Regions from separate parts of the Homo sapiens genome. Here region 1 is linked to region 2. A link is an interaction called in ENCODE POLR2A ChIA-PET data of the cell type or tissue named here. Cell type or tissue: IMR-90. All regions are shown on one strand. Each heading gives the region's core, and the rest is flanking DNA. Links, peaks and the distances in the headings are about the cores only.

Region 1 (5,981 bases), core at 508-5,507, 1.1 Mb after region 2:
CAGCCTGGGCTGCTTTTCTTTTTTTTTTTTTTTCTGTGTGACAAAGTCTTGCTCTGTCGCCCAGGCTGGGGTGCAATGGCGCGATCTCGGCTCACTGCAACCTCCACCTCCCGGGTTCAAGTGATTCTCCTGCCTCAGACTCCCAAGTAGCTGGGATTACAGGCTACCACACCCGGCTAATTTTTGTATTTTTGGTAGAGTCAGTATTTCACCATGTTGACCAGGCTGGTCTCAAACTCCTGACCTCAAGTGATCCGCCCGCCTCAGCCTCCCAAAGTGCTGGGATTCCAGGCGTGAGCCACCGCGCCCCACTGCCTGGACTTGTTTGATTTGTAGCATAATGAAAATCCGTGGGTTCAGCAGCCCACTCGATGTTAACCATGGCTGCCATCTGCCTCTGCGCCTTCTAAACCCTCGCTCCCTCCCCAGGCGGCCACTGTCCTTGATTTGTGCTGCCGTCCCTTGCCTTCCTGTGTTGAAGGTTTAGCCCTAGGGGCATGCCACACGTATCCATCACAGGTGCATCACGGTGTCGTGTTTAGTTTTTAATTGTTTTTAACTTTGTAAAAAGGATGTCACACCCACTGCCATCTCCTGGGTTCACTTTTTCCCACTCAGCATGATGTCACCTCAGAAGCATCCTGTGATTGCAGGAAGCTGTTATTCATGCATTTATTTATTTATTTATTTAGAGACGGAGTCTCGCTCTGTCACCAGGCTGGAGTGCAGTGGCGTGATGTCAGCTCACTACAACTTCTGCCTCCCGGGTTCAAGCAATTCTCCTGCCTCAGCCTCCTGAGTAGCTGGGATTACAGGCACACACCACCGTGCCCGGCTAATTTTTGTATTTTTAGTAGAGACAGGGTTTCACCATGTTGGTCAAGCTGGTCTCATACTCCTGACCTCAAATGATCCACCCTCCTGGCCTCCCAAAGTGCTGGTATTACAGGCGTGAGCCACCATGCCCAGCCATGAGCCACTCCATCTGGCCCATGCATTTTTCTTGCTGCTGCATAATACTCCACTGCAGAAAAATATAACTGAGGATTGGGATCTTTCCACCTTTTTTTTTTTTTTAGACAGGGTCTCAGTCTGTTGCCCAGGCTGGAGTGCAGCAGCAGGATCACAGCTCACTGCAGCCTCCACCTCCCAGGCTCAAGTGATCCTCCCATCTCAGCCTCCTGAGTAGCTAGGACTACAGGTGCACCCCACCATTCCAGGCTAGTTCTCTGTTTTGTGCAGAGACAGGTTCTTACTACATTGCCCAGGCTGGTCTCAAACTCCTGGGCTCAAACAATCCTCCTGCCTCAGCCTCTCAAAGCACTGGGATTACAGGTGCCCATCACTATGCCCGCCTCTTTTCTAGTTTTTTACTATTATGAATAGTACTGCTATGAACATCATAAATTGATTTTTTTTTTTTGACAGGGTCTTACTCTGTCACCCAGACTGGAATGCGGTGGTGTGATCACAGCTCACTGCAGCCTCGACCTCCCAGGCTCAGGCGATCCTCCTGCCTCGGCCTCCCAAGTAGCTGGGACCACAGAAGCACCACCACAGCAGGCTAATTTTTTAATTATTTGTAGAGATGGGGTTTCCCTATGTTGTCCAGGATGATTTTGAACTCCCGGGCTCAAACAATCCTCCTGTCTCGACCTCCCAAGTGCTGGAGTTACAGATGTGAGCCGCTGGGCCCGGCCATGGTTTTTAAATCCAACAGTGTGGCCGGGTGTGCTGGCTCACGCCTGTAATCCCAGCACTTTGGGAGGCCGAGGTGGGTGGATCACGAGGTCAGGAGATCGAGACCATCCTAACACGGTGAAACCCCGTGTCTACTAAAAATACAAAAAAATTAGCCGGGCGTGGTGGCGGGCGCCTGTAGTCCCAGCTACTAGGGAGGCCGAGGCAGGAGAAGGGCGTGAACGCAGGAGGCGGAGCTTGCAGTGAGCAGAGATTGCACCACTGCACTCCAGCCTGGGCAACAGAGTGAGACTCCGTCTCAAAAAAAAAAACCAAAAAAACCCAGTGGTTGTGCTACCAAGGTATCCTTTTTTGGATGATGCCTGGGGAGGATCAGTGAAGGAAATACTACATTTCTGCTGGAGGTTAGCAAAAAGGAAGAGGTGACCCCCCAGGCACGTTCACAGGCACCCAGTGGCCAACCTTGCAGCCAACCTTGGTCCATGGACCCCTGGTGTCAGCACTTGACTAGGGGGCATCAGGGAGAGCCTTGAGAGGGCGTGTTCTCCAGTGGCAAAGAGCCTGTCAGTGCAAAGGCCCCGCGGCTGCCAGGTGCAGGGGATGGGGAGGAAAGAAGGGGCTGCCCCCATTAGGGGTCTGGGGTTGGTGCAGGTCAGAGATGACAGGGGCTCAGACGCAGTGATCGGGGGATGGAGACAGGAGGGCAGGACTAGGGAAGGGAGGTGAAGGAGATGGACATTTGGGCTGGATGTTGGGGAGGAGGGAGGGCGTGAGCTCAGGAGACTCACCTGGGTGTTGGGCCTTGGGTAGAACTGCACCATTTACAGAGATGGGCAGATTCGGGGAGGGCAGGTTTGCCCGCCTACTTGGTGGAACCAGGGCATTGAGGATGTTGGAGGATTCCACGTTGGAGAGCAGAGGCGTGGGGAGCAGGAGCCTGCCCCGGCCCTGACTCAGCCCTGCAAGGATTCTCCTGCCTGTGGCGGCTCTGCCTGCCTTCCAGACGTGCTGTGAGGCTGGTGACCTGTCTGTCCCATCATGGGGCCGGCTACCGCTTGTGTCAGGCTGAGTCACAGGCAAGCTGCAAAGTCCCTGGGGCACTCTAAGGGCCTCTGCAGGAACCAGTCTGGCCGGCTGCAGGCTCCTGGCCAGCTCGGGCCTCATTGGGAGCTGCTGAAGTTCAAGGGCTGGAGCTCTCTGGGCTGGGAAGATGCTGGATAAAGCTTGGGTCCCTGGCCCTAGCAGTTCCTGTCTCCCACTGTCTTCAGGCCACACTGGCCACAGCTCCCAGCCTCCTCCGTCCCACCCTCACCCGGGCCTGGTGGAGAGGCTGGCGGGACTCCCACACTACCGGGCAATGGTGTTCAGGAAAAGTGACTTTAGCAAAAGCTTCCTATGCACCCTTTGTGCTCTTGTCCTCCCCTTTCCCTTCTTCCCCCTCCTCACGTCCTTTTTTATTTCAGTGAGACTCACATGACACAAAATCAAACATTATGAAGTGCACAACACAGCCGCAGTGCACAGTGCTGTGCAACCACCTCCTTACGCCAGCTCCGAAACGTTTCATCACCCAAAAGGATATTGCACACCCATTCGCAGTCACTCCTTAAGCGCTGCCCCCCAGGCCCTGACAACCACTTTATTTTAATTTTCATTATTACTTTTTTAGACAGGGCCTCACTTTTTTTCCCAAGCTGGAGCACAGTGGTGCAGGCATGGCTCACTGCAGGCTCAAACTCCTGAGCTCAAGCGATCCTCCTGCCTTGGCCTCCCAAAGTGCAGGGATCACAGGCATGCGCCACTGCACCCGGCCTCACTTCCTATCTCTGTGGATTTGCCTGTTCTGGGCATCTCATATAAGTGGTGTCATACGTCATATTGCTACGGGGGGGTGGGGTTGGGGTCCTTGTGCTTAGAGCTCCCAAGATGGTGGTGGGCTGTTTCCAAGATGACGGCAAGCCTCTTGTTCTCTGACCTGGGGTTCTTGGCCTCACGGATTCCAAGGAATGGAATCTTGGGCCATGGGGTGAGTGTTACAGCTCTCTTAGAAGCCGTGGGTCACGGAAGAGAACCGTGGAACCCAGTGACTAGTGTTCAGCTCGATTAGGAAGAACCGGGCACTTAGCCGTGCGGGAATGATGCCGAGCCTTTAGCCCGATCGGGGGCGGCAATGGGCGCCTCGCCGGATCAGGAGCACAGCCGACACCCTGCCGGATCCAGAGGGGTGGAAGTCAGCGGCGGGCCTGCGATGGCAGCAAGCAGCAGTGGTGGATGGCAAGCAAAAGCTCAGCTCGAGCTGTAACAAACACAGAGCAGAAGAGTGTGCAGTTGGAAGATTTCATAGAGTGAAAACAGAGCTCCCATAAAATGGGAGGGGACCCAAAGGGAGTTGCCGTTGCCGTTGCCGGCTCGAATGCCTGGGTTTGTATCCCGATCATTGTCCCTCCCCCTGTGCTCTCAGGTGATAGATGATTGGCTATTTCTTTACTTCCTATTTTAGCCTAATTAGCATTTTAGTGAGCTCTCTTTACTACCTGACGGGGTGGGTGTGAGCTAAGTTGCAAGCCCCGTGTTTAAAGGTGGATGCGGTCACCTTCCCAGCTAAGCTTAGGGGTTCTTAGTCGGCCTAGGAAATCCAGCTAGTCCTATCTCTCAGTCCCCCCTCTCAACAGGAAAACCCAAGTGCTGTTGGGGAGGTTGGCCGACGACCACTGTAACTGCTTCCTGCTGAACTGGGGCATAGTAGGGGTTGTGCAGTTGAGATTTCCTCAGGAGGGGTGTCTTCAATGTCATCAACATTGGAGCATGGGCTAGCAGGCCGATCCAGGGGTCTGTGGTGGATCTTAGTCATGGACTGCATCTGAGGCTCTATTTGAAGAACGATTTGTAGTTTTACAGCTTCAGTTCTGGAAGAGACAAACTTAACAAGGAGGTTAAAGATACAGGGATTAAAATGTATGGCCTGTAATGTAGGGGATTACTTCATTGGCACAATTCACAGGCCCTGACTATCTGCTTGATAGTTTTGAAAAGGCCTGGTCCAGTAAATAATGATTTGGCCATCTGATGGGTGCTATCAATGCCTAAGTGGAAGGTGGGGTGAAGGGTTTTAAGTAATTTCCATTGGTTAGCTGCAGGCAAAAGTATTTTCCCTTCTTTGGTGGCTAGCCATCCTGAGGGGAGGAAATTATGTCCTCCTGAGGTTCTCCATTGTATTTCTCCTGCTGAGTACTAGGGCTTGGTTTCCCGGAGGGGATTACCCCATACTAGGGGTCCTTCTACAAGCATTTCTAATGGAAGGTCCCGCCTTGCGGCTCTTTTGGCTTCAATATCTGCGTGGTGGTTCCCTTCTATTTCCCTTTCCTTTCCGATGACCCCAGCAGTGTAAGACTGCTACCTCTTTAGGTTTCTGTACAGCCAATAATAATCTCCTAATGGCTTCCTGATGTTTGATAGGTGTTCCCTCGGAAGTTAGGAATTCCCTTTCTCTCCATATTGCTGTGTGGGCATGGAGGACTGGGTAAGCATACTTAGAGTCTGTATATATATTTACCCTTTTTCCTTCTCCTAATTCTAGAGCCCGAGTGAGGGCTATTAGTTCTGCCAGCTGAGCGCTAGTTCCTGGAGTGAGGGGATTACTTTTAAGTATTCCATTATCACTGACCACTGCATACCCCGCTTTTTGAAGTCCTTTTTCTACAAAGGAACTTCCATCTGTATACAAGTTGAGGTCGGGATCAGTCAAGGGAACCTCTAGAAGGTCCCCTCGAGCGGCACAAGTTTGAGCAATTACTTGTTGACAGTTATGTTCTATCTTTTCTTCATTGTCTGGAAGAAATGTGGCTGGGTTAAGAGTTGCACAAGTGCACAGTCATACACTGGCCCTTCAAGTAATAGAGCCTGATATTTAAGTAAACGGTTGTCTGACAGCCATAAGTCTCCTTTAGCAGTGAGTATGCCATTCACATCATGAGATGTCCACACAGTAAGATCTCTTCCCTGTATTATTTTAACTGCTTCAGATACTAAGATTGCTACTGCTGCCACTACCCGTAAACAATGAGGCCAACCCTTTGCCACTACATCAATTTCCTTACTCAGGTATGCCACGGGTTGCAAGCTGGTCCCTCGGATCTGTGTAAGGACTCCTAGAGCTATTCCTGTTTTTTCTGTGACATATAAAGAAACATATAAGCTTATTGGCAAGCTTAACACTGGGGCTTGGGTTAGGGCCTTCTTTAGGGCCCAGAAAGCTGCTTCTGCTTCAGGCGTCCATCTTA
Region 2 (5,981 bases), core at 370-5,369:
ACTCAGAAGGGCCTTTCCACACCTGCTTTCACTCCCTATCTGTGTTACTGGGCAGATGGGAAACCCCGTGTAACAGGCACAAGCTTGCATCTGTGTCATAGATTGTATCCCCACTTGGGGTTGATTCTTTCAGACATTTCTCCTAGTTATTACTGTAATATATGCTTCTTATAGAAAATCTGAAAATAAATACTTTTAGAGAAGATTAAAATTCCCATAGTCTCACTGCCATTACACTGTTTGATATACGCCTTTCCTTCTGTGGATACTGTTTTATGGAGCCAAGCTCGTGCCATGTGTTTGTGTTTATGTACTCATACATATGTACGGGCATACACAGAAGATCTTTGTATCTCCCTTTTCTCTTAATTCTAGCACAAACATCTGCATATTTCAGTAAGAATTCTCCATGAACAAAGTTTAGGTTGCCTATGGTTGCCTAAAAGGCTGACCTATGAACACTCCATAATTTAATCAACTGAACCAGTCCCTTCCTGTTAACAGTTCAACTGTTAAAGCTGCTTCCAGCATTTCAGCATCACATATAACACTGCAATTAACCTGAATTTGGTGGATCCAAAATAACAGCTTTCCTAGATACATCCACTAGACAGAGTGGGATGCAGTAAGATTTTACACATGACTGATATCTCTCTTGGAGAATGCAAGAGTCTGTAACTACCTGAGTCTCCACAAACATAGCCATGTCCATGAACATCTCATGCAACTCTCGGATGCTGGTCTCCAGCTTCATGATGTCCTTGTGACGTGACTCGATTTCATTGAGAGCTTGTCTAGTAATTTGTGAATCTGATATAATCTTGGAAAAACAAAAATAAAAGATAATATTAATAAACTTATGATGGGTTTGGAAGTTAAAGGGTTTTTAAAAAGCTCTGTCTACAGAAGAGGACATGGAGCCACAGGGCCGCACCCCCACTCACGTCGGAAGTGAAGATGGATGGCTTCCCGCTCTCCAGCATCTCTTCTAGCTCGTCGTCTGTGGTGGTTCTCCCAGCTGAAAGACCCGCAACCACAGCCCCACTCAGAATGCAGCACAATTTAAAAACAAAGCCATTTGCAACCATAAGTTAGCAACTACAATCATAGTTGTTAGCATTTTTCAGTAATTTTTTTAACCTTTTCTTAAGCAGATATTGACAATGAGAAGTGAACCTAAGATTGAGGAGCAAGAAGAAATAAAAATACTCCGAGAAACTTTGTAAATGTTATAAACAATAAAATTTCATTTTAATATTAGTGAGAAACAACTGCAGAAAGGAAATCGGTAAACAATGTCTCGGCACACTGGTTTCCCTAAGAGTTTAACTCCGCCTCATGTAAAAGGGGGTTGAGCTGAATGTAGCATGTATTAAATGAGGATCAATAAAGTCCACGTAATGAGAGTCAGATGCCTGAACACTTTCCATGTTTGGAAGTTAATGCTTTCCTTTTGAGTTAAATGTGTAATGACTTCGAAGAAACATGTACACAGGTTTTGGAAACCTAATTGTTAATTACTATTTTTCATAGTTTGTGCCACAGAAGACAAAAGTAAATGAATAAATGTCATAATTCAAATGTCATCTAATAAGCAGCATTATTCATAATTGCCAAAAAGTGGAAACAACGCAAACGTCCGTCCCCCGATGCCTGAAGGAGCTAACTGCGGTCTAGCTGCACACTGACATACGACTCAGCCACAAAAACAAAGGACGCTTTTGGTTTTTGTCGCTTTGTTTTTTGAGACAGGGTCTCACTCTGTCGCCCAGCCTGGAGTGCAGGGGCACCGTCGCAGCTCACTGCAACCTCTTCCTCCCGGGTTCAAGCAATTCTCATGCCTCTGACCCCTGAGTGGTGGGGACTACACGCGTGCGTCACCACGCCCGGCTAATTTTTGTATTTTTAGTAGAGGTGGGGTTTCACCATTTTGGCCAGGCTGGTCTCGAACTCCTGACCTCAAGTGATCTGCCCACCTCAGCCTCCCAAAGTGCTCGGATTGCAGGTGTGAGCCACCGTACCCAGCCCTTTTTATTTTTTTAACAAAGATACGGTCTCACTCTGTCACCCAGACTGGAGTGTAGTGGTGCAATCTCAGCTCACTGCCGCTTTGACCTCCTAGGCTCAAGCAATCCTCCTGCTCCAGCCTCCCAAGTGACTGTGATTATAGGCACACACCCATGCCTGGTTTATTTTTATTTTTTTTTACAGAGATGGGGTTTTGCTATGTTGTCAAGCTGGTCTTGAACTCCTGGCCTCAAGCGATCCTTCCACCTTGGCTTCCCAACCAACACGCTGGGATTAGTATACATGTGAGCCACCACACCCTGCCCACCCCATGGTGAAACCTTGGAAAAACTGTGTTACAGGAAAGAAGTCAGTCACAGAACACATAGTGTATAATTCCATTTATATGAAACATCCAAAATGGGAAAATGTACAGGAGTAAAAAGTAGAATGCAGTTGTCTTGGGCTAGGAGAGGAAATGGGGAATGACTGGTGGTGGGTGTGAAGTTTCTTTTTGGGTTGATAAAAGTGTTTTAAATTGATTGTGTGTGGAAATACACCAAAAACCACTGAATTAATTGTATGCTCCAAATATCATTCACATATTAAGAGATTTACTTCTCAATAAAGTTGTTGAGATGTCATTTAATGAAAAAAGTTTTAAAGTTAGTAAATTGCAAAATTTGTTTACTTACACTATTTTTTGGGAGGTAATTCTCAATCATTTAAAAATCTATTTGAGAGCACACATGGTGGTTTACATGTATAATCCCAGTGCTTTGGGAGACCAAGGTGGAAGGATTGCTTGAGGCTAGGAGTTTGAGACTAGCCTGGGCAACACAGCAAGACCCTATCTCTACAAAAAATAAAATAAAACTTAAAAATCTATTCAAAATAGCTCAATAAGGAGATTCTCTGAGTTTTGCTTTGCTTTTTTAAAAACATGAAACTTGTTCTAAATAATGTAAAATATAATCATCAAAACTAGAAATTTCAGCTTGGGCAACATAGTGAAAACCTCGTCTCTACAAAAAATAAAATTAGCCAGGTATGGTGGTGTGCTTCTGTGGTCCCAGCTACTCGAGAGGCTGAGGTGGGAGGATCCCTTGGATCCAGGAGTTCAAGGCCACAATAAGTGGTTATCACAACACTGCACTCCAGCCTGGGTGACAGCGTGAGGCTCTCTCTCAAAAAAAAAAAAAAAAAAAAAAACAAACTAAAAGTTACAGTTCATGTCTCACGTTCACAAAGGTCTTCCCACCGGCTAACTGCTAAGTCTAAGAAACAGCCTGGGGTTACAGAATGTGAAATGCAGTATACATTCGTAATTCCTTATCCAGAATGCTGAAATCCACAACATTATGAAAACTGGGTTTTCCTTAAGCTCGATGTCAAAATTCAATGAGCGGCAAAATCTGACCTAAACTGAGTCATGGCTATTTATAATCTTAACTCCTCCCCCTTACTGTGAATACTCACATTTCACTGGAGAGCTGTGTGAATGTGCCTGATTACAGGGTGCAGTCCTAGACCCCACCTGGGGATTACATAATACACCTCTTATACATTGTACTATCTTCCTAAAATCTGAAAAATTCTGAACTCTGAAACACATACAGCCCCAACCATTCCAGAGAAAGCACTGTGGACCTATGTAACATGCCCTGGTCCAAGAAGAAACTCACTTGCCATTTGAAGAAACAAAGCATACAGCACAGGAAAAGATATCCTGTGATACAAGGTAAGAAACCTGCCTGATGACAGGGCTGACGGAAGGAAGAAAGAAAGGGGACAAAATGGTTTTAGGTGCAAGGATTTGGAGAAGACCACTGTATGAAGACAGCCCGCTGTGTGGCCAGAGTGACGCCATCCTGAAGCAAAACCACCGTGATGACCGATGCTCGACTCGTGCATGCCAAGCTGTTCTGCAATGAGGTCTGAAGACGATGCCTCCGGCACAGGCAACCTCTCATCAAGATGCTCATCCAGCCTGACCAGTGGTCCCAAGTGTTGTCAAGCAAGTCAGAAGACAGGGCCGGCTGCACACGTTCTACCCTGAAAGCCTGCTGTATAAAGAACACTTTCTGAGGGCAGGCGGCTGTGGGGTCCACCGTCTCTGTCTCTCGGGGGCTTCTGTTCGTACGTCCCTAGCCAATGTTTCCTTCGAGAAACTGGATTTGTTAGCCTCTTTCTTTGGCGTCTCAGCTCGCTCAGCCTTTGGGGGTGAGTTTGCATAGACCTGCTCACTTCGGAATAGCCACATGGAGGGTTTAGAATTTAACAGACTTAAAGGAATTACTAAAAAAAACTCCCAACACGTATATGATACTTCATTGCTTATAAGACACTTTCACAAACAGTACTGCATTCGATAGAGTATGATTGCAAGAGAAGAAACTGGAAATGAATTCTGTGGGCTGAGATAGAATAATGTGGGAAAGAGAGAAGAGACTTAGGCGATCTGATCACGCCACCGGATTCACATGGGGAGTGAAGACAGGATGGACCTGCAGGAGAGATGGTGCGGGGCCTTCAAGCCCAGGCTGGGGAACTCTGTGCTAGAAAAGCGCTCACCACAGAGTCCCAGAGCATAAATCCTCACAGTGCAACCGGCTGCCTGTAATGATGACTTTCACTTTAAAAAGTACTAACAGATCCCTGAAGTCAAAGTGGTTTGTAAAAACTTTTTCATAGAAAAGCAGTCTAGTCGACATCATGATTGAGCATTTCTGCCAGGATGGAGCAACAGGGACCGTATTTTCCCTGCCACTTGAAATAACCACAAACCCACCAAAATCTACAAAACGATTTCCAAGACACTGAGCATCAGGCCACACACTGATTCCCAACAGATGGAAACAAGCCAGGTGAGCCTGCTGCTGCCCTCAGACGGAACTCTCGTGTCAGCCACAGAGCAGAAAGGGCCCAGGTGGAGCCCAGGGGAAGTCCTAAGGCAAAGGCACAGAGCTCAGGGGAGACCAAGGCAACTGGATTTGCAAGATGGAGTATGAGAGATGAGAGAGATGCAGAGAGCGAGCTGCACAGACCCCGCATGCTCACTGGAGTGCTGACCAGCATGCCAGAGGGAACACGCTGCCAGGCAGACGAGGGTGCCATGAGGTTCACGGCCATCAGAGCAGGTGCTCAGAAGGGTCTTACCTCAGGAGTGAGGAATGACAGGCCCTCAAATAAAGCTGCTCTGCTCCCTCTAAATGCAAGATCCCAAAGGCTAAACCATGCTCATGTGATTTAACTACATTCTAAAACAAAGCCCAAGGAGATTTACAAAAATACTCAAAATACAGAAATACTCAGCACCCAACAAAGTAACGTTCACAATGTCTGGCACACACTCGAAACTTACCAGGCTCGCAAAGAAGCAGGAAAACACAAGCCACAGAAAGGAAGGAAATCAACCAACCAGAGCAGACAGGACACTGGAGTTGGCAGACAAAGACGGTTCAAGTTACTACAAGTGCGTCCCAGTTGTACAGTGGGGAGCAACACAGCAGACATGTAAAACACCCAGCAGAACTAGCAACAGAAACCAGTGTCTCCGATGAAACATACACCAGAGGAGGTTAAAGGCAGATCAGACAAGCAAGAGAAACTGACCAAAACCAAACACACTGGAAAAGAGTATCTAAAACATGAGGAGCCTCGCTGAGCTGTGGGACAAGGTCAAGCGGCCTGGCGGGCATATGACAACATTCTCTGAGGGGGATGTGCGGCGTTGGGAGCCGGGATGGGCCTGAGGCTTCATCTGACCTGCGAGCTGACACGCTGGCCTGCCAGGGCTCCGTGGGGGCCGGCAGAAGGTCCAAGGCCCCAGGTCAGGGACAAAGGGATTTCCTACTCACAGCACAGCAGGCAACCTGAGGCTCATGAGCAGCTGTCCACGGCCCCCAGTCTCATGGGGAGAGGCAGAGCAGCTGCAGTGGGACGTCCTCACAGTGGGTTTGTGTCACAGCTGA

What was found. Peaks named below come from ENCODE experiments on the same cell type or tissue, not always from the same donor. Only the 100,000 strongest peaks of a DNase experiment are listed, where the experiment ranks them.
Region 1: POLR2A ChIA-PET joins it to region 2 with 7 read pairs; 2 of 35 experiments call an interaction of 5 or more read pairs at or near these places.

The regions. Positions count from the first base shown.
Region 1 is chr12:131,869,611-131,875,591 of GRCh38, forward strand. No RefSeq gene overlaps it. Among named protein-coding and RNA genes, the nearest start is that of ULK1, 22 kb to the right of the region's middle. In IMR-90, for the core only: no CTCF peak of the experiment used is centred there; DNase peaks (open chromatin) are centred at 641 and 2,741.
Region 2 is chr12:130,800,471-130,806,451 of GRCh38, forward strand. STX2 (syntaxin 2) reads right to left here. Exons shown (of 11, transcript NM_194356.4): 7 at 945-1,018; 8 at 683-820. Among named protein-coding and RNA genes, the nearest start is that of STX2, 36 kb to the right of the region's middle. RefSeq lists an enhancer at 5,424-5,981. In IMR-90, for the core only: no CTCF peak of the experiment used is centred there; no DNase peak of the experiment used is centred there.